2 separate regions of the Homo sapiens genome follow, and region 1 is linked to region 2. The links are chromatin contacts, found by Hi-C or POLR2A ChIA-PET in ENCODE. All regions are on one chromosome and are shown on one strand. Each heading gives the region's core, a stretch centred on a gene start or an enhancer-like site at or near the end of the contact. The rest is flanking DNA. Distances are from core to core; before and after follow the strand shown.

Region 1 (2,934 bases), core at 170-2,669, 720 kb before region 2:
CTAGAGAAGCGGGATCTTGCTATGTTGCCCAGGCTGGCCTCAACTCCTGGACTCAAGGGATCCTCTCATCTTGGTCTCCTGAAGTGCTAGGATTACAGGCATGAGCCACAGTGCCTATAGATCAAGGTTGAGGCTTAGAAGTGAAGGGAGCCCAGAGGAACCTGGCTAGAGTTTGGTCAAGGAGAGTCTTTGTCACCATACTACAGAAAATTAAGCAGCTGTTAAACAGAATGAGGCCGGTCTGGGCATGGTGGCTCACGCCTGTAATTCCAGCACTTTGGGAGGCCGAAGCGAGTGGATCACTTGAGGCCAGAAGTTCGAGACCAGTGTGGGCAACATGGTGAAACCCTGTCTCCACTAAAAATACAAAAATTAGCTGAGCATGGTGGCGCCTGCCTGTAGTCCCAGCTAGTTGGGAGGCTGAGGCAGGAGAATCGCTTGAACCGGGGAGGCAGAAGTTGCAGTGAGCCGAGATTGAGCCACTGCACTCCATCCTGGGGGACAGAGTGAGACTCCCTCTCAACAAATAAATAAACAAATAAAAGCAGTGTGTTAGGGTGCGAGAACCCGGGTCGGGGACGCGGGTGAGCCGCGCGGTAATCGCCCTGTCCTGCCACCAGCTGGAGGACAGGGGCTCCTCAGAGCCTCAGGCCCAGAGAACGGGCCCCACGACCGGGAAGCGAATACTCCACAGGGCACAGTCTCCCAATGCAAAATGGGCACCTGGACCCAATCATTTCTGAACTTCTAGTTTTTTCTCCCTATGGCTATGAAAAGGGTCATTTTTTTTCATAGGACTTTAAAAGAAGGCTTAAGAAAAGCACGCAGGCCTGGCCGGGTAGCTCACGCCAGTAATCCCAGTGCTTTGGGACGTCAAGGCAGGCGGGTCGCTTGAGAGTAGAGTTTCGAGACCTGGGCAAGATGGTGAGACTCCGTCTTTATGAAATATTTTAAGAAAATCACGTACACCTGTGGTCCCCGCTACAAGGGAGGCTGAGGCGGAAGGATTGCTTGAGCCCAAGAGGTTGAGGCTACAGTAAGCCGTGATCCAGCCACTGCACTCCATCCCCGGCAACACAACGAGACCATGCGTCAGGAAAAAAAAAAAAAAACCAAGAAAATAAAAAAGAAACCACCTAAAGGCGTCCTCCGCGCGCCCGCCCCTCCGCCATCTTTGCGTCCGCCCCGTCCTGCGCCGCCACTTCCTTCCCAGCCAGAAGTTTCGCGCCAAATTGTTCCGCACACAAAATGGAGCCCGGAAGGAGGCGAGGTCATGCACTTTGCAGCCAATCATCTTCGGCAGACAGTCCGGGCGGCGGGGCTGGAGGGCTCAGAACGGTCCAATCGCTGGCCGCGAGGCTCCGGCGAACCAATGGGAGCGCAGCGGCTGCGGCGTCCGAACACCGCCTCTTGTTTTTCCCGCGAAACTCGGCGGCTGAGCGTGGAGGTTCTTGTCTCCCCTGGTTTGTGAAGTGCGGAAAACCAGAGGTGAGGCTAGTGGGAGTGGGACTGGGACTGGGAGCCAGCAGGCATCTGGATTTCCGGGTGTAGTTGGAGTGGGACAGGAGTTTCTCGGGAACTGGGGTTGGAGTCCGGGAGCGCGGCCGGGGGTCCCCCTGCTCCGGACTCAGGGCAGGGACCCAGGCGTCGGAGGGGAGGAGGTGCCAGGCGCTGCCCCCAGCCTGTTCTGGCCGTTTGTTCCCACCCCAGGCGCAGTCATGTCGGGATTCGACGATCCTGGCATTTTCTACAGCGACAGCTTCGGGGGCGACGCCCAGGCCGACGAGGGGCAGGCCCGCAAATCGCAGCTGCAGAGGCGCTTCAAGGAGTTCCTGCGGCAGTACCGAGTGGGCACCGACCGCACGGGCTTCACCTTCAAATACAGGTGCGGCTCCTGCGGGGCCGGGGGCTCGAGTTCCAGTGTGGCCGCTCACACGCCTCTACCAGCCTGCTAGAGTCCTGGACAGTCAGGGCACAGATGGGCCCAGACGGGGGAAAGAGCCGGTCCTGGGTCACAGGGCTCATCCCGGCAGCCTCACGCCTTGGTATAAGGCTTTGTGTATTTTGTTTTACTTTATTTTATTTTATTTTATTATTAACGTATTTGTTTATTATTTTGAGACGGAGTCTCGCTCTGTCGCCAGGCTGGAGTGCAGTGGCACGATCTCGGCTCACTGCAACCTCCGCTTCCCGGGTTCAAGCGATTCTTGTGCCTCAGCCTCCCGAGTAGGTGGGACTACCCCCGCCATCACCACGCCCGGATAATTTTTTGTAATTTTAGTAGAGATGGGGTTTCGCCATGTTCGCCAGGCTGCTCTCGAACTCCTGACCTCAAGTGATCCACCCGCCTCAGTCTCCCAAAGTGCTGGGATTACAGGCGTGAGCCACCGTGCCCGGCCTGCTTTGTGTATTTTATCTGTACCTGGAGTTAACTTCTGGGTGAGTCACCTGTTGAGTGGGCCACCAGCAACCAGCTAGCGCCACTTGGACCGTTTAGTTCTTTATCCAGATCTTGTTCCTGTTCATCTGCTTCCTATCATCCTTCCATGTCATGTCTGAGACCTTACAAACTCAAGTTCCCTGTAGGTGTAAAAGGTGAAGATGGCAGTTAGGATTCACTTCACTTCGCTCATTCATTTATTTATACCAGTCTTGCACCTTCATTGATTGAGCACCTGCTGCCTGCCAGATACTGTTCTGGGTGCTGGGCTGCAGCACTGAAGCTGGACCTGGCTCCTGCTTCTAGGTGATTGTACGACCTGTGACATCATGAGAATTCTCATAGGCCCGGCCTCTATCCCTGAAATGTTAAAATGCAGAGAACATGAGGTTGCAGGTTCAGCACTGGCCCATTATTAGCTGAGTGACTTCCAGGTGTCAGTGTCTCTGGGCCTCACCAGGCCAGAAATGGGTAAAGCCATTCCTGCTTTCACT
Region 2 (3,206 bases), core at 125-2,624:
GGAGAATCGCTTGAACCTGGGAGGTGGAGCTTGCAGTGAGCCAAGATCGCGCCATTGCACTCCAGCCTGGGCTACTAGAGCGAAACTCTGTCTCAAAAAACAAAACAAAACTAAACAAAACAAAAAAACAAACCAAACAAACAAACAAAAACCACCAAAAAGCAAGCCCCCGATCTCAGTGGTTCACAACAGCAAAGGCTACTTCTTGCTCACGCTACATGTCCATCATGGGGCAGGTGCCTCTCTGCTCCGGTTGTCTTCCCTCCTGGACTCAGTATCATGGAGCAACCACTTTCTGGAAGATTGCTGGTTGCCACAGTAGAGGAAAAGGGTCTTATATCAGCATTCATTGCTGTGGCTTAGAAATGACACATATTATTTCCATTCAAAACTCTTTTGTCCAGAACTGGTTACATATTCCCACCCAACCATAAGGAGACCAGGAAGAATAATCCCACTGTGCATCTGGAAAGGGGAAAAGCCAGACAAATGTGGCCAACAGCCCCAGTGACTACCACCACAGTGCTTTTGAAAACCACTGCCCAGAGCCAGAAGGATGGAGGATCAGCATGGCGGTAGGAGGAAGGGAGAAGCCAGAGGGGAATGAGGAGGAGCCGGGGTGCCTGGTATGGAGGGCCATCCATCCTTGGTCAATGTGCAGGGCTGGGGCCAGAGGAAGGCTGGGCGCCTTTCTCATCTGGACCCAGACCCAGACAGACCCCGGGGCCATTCCGTTCTGCAGGCAAACAAGCCAGTCCCGCTAGAATGTGGCAGTCACAGGCTTTCAACATGGAAGGTGGAGCTGCCTGGACGCTGTGTTTTTTTTCTGTTTGTTTTTTTGAGACGGAGTCTTGCTCTGTCACCCAGGCTGGAGTGCAGTGGCATGATCTGGGCTGATTGCGCCTCGGCAAAATCTCGGCTGACTTGCCTCCCGGGTTCAAGCGATTCTCCTGCTTCAGCCTCCCGAGTAGTTGAGATTACAGGCGCGCACCACCACGCCCGGCTAATTTCTGTATTTTTAGTACAGACGGGGTTTCATCATGTTGGCCACGCTGGTCCTGACCTCAAGCGATCCGCCCGCCCAGGCCTCCCAAAGTGCTGGGATTACAGGAATAAGCCACCGCGCCCGGCCAGACGCTGTGTTTTCCTGGCACTCCACTTCATGAGCAAAACTGTCACAGAGTAGTATTTCCCTGGCTCCACCCCTCCGGCGCTGCTGGATTCCTGAACCTATTCACTTCTTCTGAAGTGCTCTCAACTTGGCCTCCCTGGCTCCTTCCTGGTGCAGACATTTACTCTTCCTGCTCCGGCTTTGTGCCTCTGTAAAACTGCTGACGTCACCAGCAGCGGCTCCGACCGCCTGTCCTCCAAGGTCCCGGGCTGCGGCTGCGCAGCGCCGACAGCACGATGCGTGTGCCGACAGCGCCACCTCCTGGCTCTGCCGAGGCTGTTGGCAACACGCAGGGCTCGCAGTGCGCCCGCTTTTCTACTGCAGCCCTCAAAATTCAGCACGAGGCTTGGCTAGGGGAGCTTGAGTGGCTGACACTGTGGTCTGGTTAGTTTCCATTCTGACCCATGCTAGCCGTCTTTCAGATTCTAGAACTCAGTTCTTCTCCGGACCTCCCTCCCAGCCACAAGTCTTTGAATATGCGGCCTGCAGCTGGGCTCCCCTCATCCCCGCTCTTCTCCCCAACCTTCTTCATCATCCCTTGGCCGATCTTGAAGACTTAGCGGAGGCAGGGCGCAATGGCTTACGCCTGTAATCCCAGCACTTAGGGAGGCCGAGGCGGGAGCATCACTTGAGGTCAGGAGTTTGAGACCAGTCTGGCCAACATGGTGGAACTTTGTCTCTACTAAAAATACAAAAATTAGCTGGGCGTGGTGGCGGGCACCTGTACTCCCAGCTACTGGGGAGGTTGAGGTAGGAGAATCGCTTGTACCCGGGAGGCAGAGGTTGCTGTGAGCCAGGATTGAGCCACTGCACTCCAGCCTGGGCAACAGAGCGAGATCCTGTCTCAAAGGAAAAAAAAAGTCTTAGCTGAAACGTCACTTCCTCGACTCCTCAAATTTAGTCAAGCCCCCGTGCTATGAGATCTCTCCCCTTCTTGCTGGACGGGTTGGCAATGCTGGAGGATCTTGAAAGAGGAACACTCATGGGTCAAGAGCATTTCCTAACAGCGAACAGAGGTTTCAGAATCCTCATGAGCATCGGTGTCTCCTTGCTGGGACGCTGCTCACACACTTTGTGATCCTCAGAGGTGAGATGCAGGCCTATTAAACACGCTGGCCTTGGTGAGAAAGCCTCTGTGGGTTTCCTGTTTATCCCAATAAGCTGATTCAGGAAAGGAGACATCTCCTTCCTTCTCTGTTTGCCATGGAGGACTCACACCTTTCTTGTCCCCAGGACAGTGGACATCTGTTTGCCAATGCAGACCTCGTGCTCACTGGAGGCTGGAGAAGGCACGCTCAAGAAACGTTCAAGGCATGACAGCTACCCAGAAGGCCTCTAGTGCCCCAAGAGCTGCTCATCAGCCCCATTTTCTTCCTAATATTATTTAAAAATTTAAAGAAATTCAGTGAAAGTGTAAGCATACAGGCATAGGTAGTAGGTAAACTAGAATTCACTCTTGCTGGGGGAATACCACCCAGGGTTTGAAAAGATACAGAAGGCAAAAGAAACTGCATTTAGTATAATAAAATACAATTAGGCAGAGCACGGTGGCTCATGCCTGTAATTCCAGCACTTTGGGAGGCCGAGGAAGGCGGATTACCTGAGCTCTGGAGTTTGAGACCAGCCTGGGCAACATGGTGAAACCCCGTCTCTACAAACATACAACAATTAGTGAGTCTTGGTGGTACATGCCAGTCATCCCAGTTATTTGCTGGGCTGGGCTGGGATGGGAGGACTGTTTGGGCTCAGGAGGTCAAGGCTGCAATGAGCTGTGTTCACGCCACTGCACTCCAGCCTGGGTGACAAAGCAAGACCATGTCTAGAAAAAATAAAAAAATTAGCAGCCTATAATTCCAAAGCAGAAAACCAGCTGGCTGGCTATGCACTAAATCTGACCAGCCATTGTGTGTAAGGCGTGTGTGTGCAAATGTGTGTTTGCATGTATATCGTTTAAATAGTTACTTTATTTACCAACATTTACATTTAAGGAAATTTCACATCAAATAATCTATAATTCTAGAATCTTCTTAAACAT

Evidence for each region. Hi-C counts contacts between places; a loop is a spot of excess contacts on that map. ChIA-PET counts read pairs that join two places held with the same protein, here RNA polymerase II (POLR2A). Pooled maps may share reads with other maps.
Region 1: a loop to region 2 is called in a pooled map, with 6 times the contacts of the local background. The contact joins the promoter of MCM5 here to the enhancer-like site in region 2. A Hi-C loop is called at or near these places in 7 of 50 pooled maps. POLR2A ChIA-PET finds 5 or more read pairs at or near these places in 3 of 52 experiments (A549, activated CD4-positive, alpha-beta T cell and activated naive CD4-positive, alpha-beta T cell).

Annotation. Positions count from the first base shown.
Region 1 is chr22:35,398,721-35,401,654 of GRCh38, forward strand. It overlaps MCM5 (minichromosome maintenance complex component 5), which reads left to right and starts at 1,420. Exons shown (of 17, transcript NM_006739.4): 1 at 1,420-1,488; 2 at 1,711-1,885. The coding sequence starts at 1,719. RefSeq lists enhancers at 965-1,014, 1,025-1,184.
Region 2 is chr22:36,122,742-36,125,947 of GRCh38, forward strand. No RefSeq gene overlaps it. Among named protein-coding and RNA genes, the nearest start is that of APOL3, 36 kb to the right of the region's middle. RefSeq lists an enhancer at 1,260-1,554 and a silencer at 1,495-1,564. Within about 2 kb of position 1,375, at least 31 of the 41 ENCODE cell types and tissues checked have a DNase peak (open chromatin) inside an H3K27ac peak, as active enhancers do.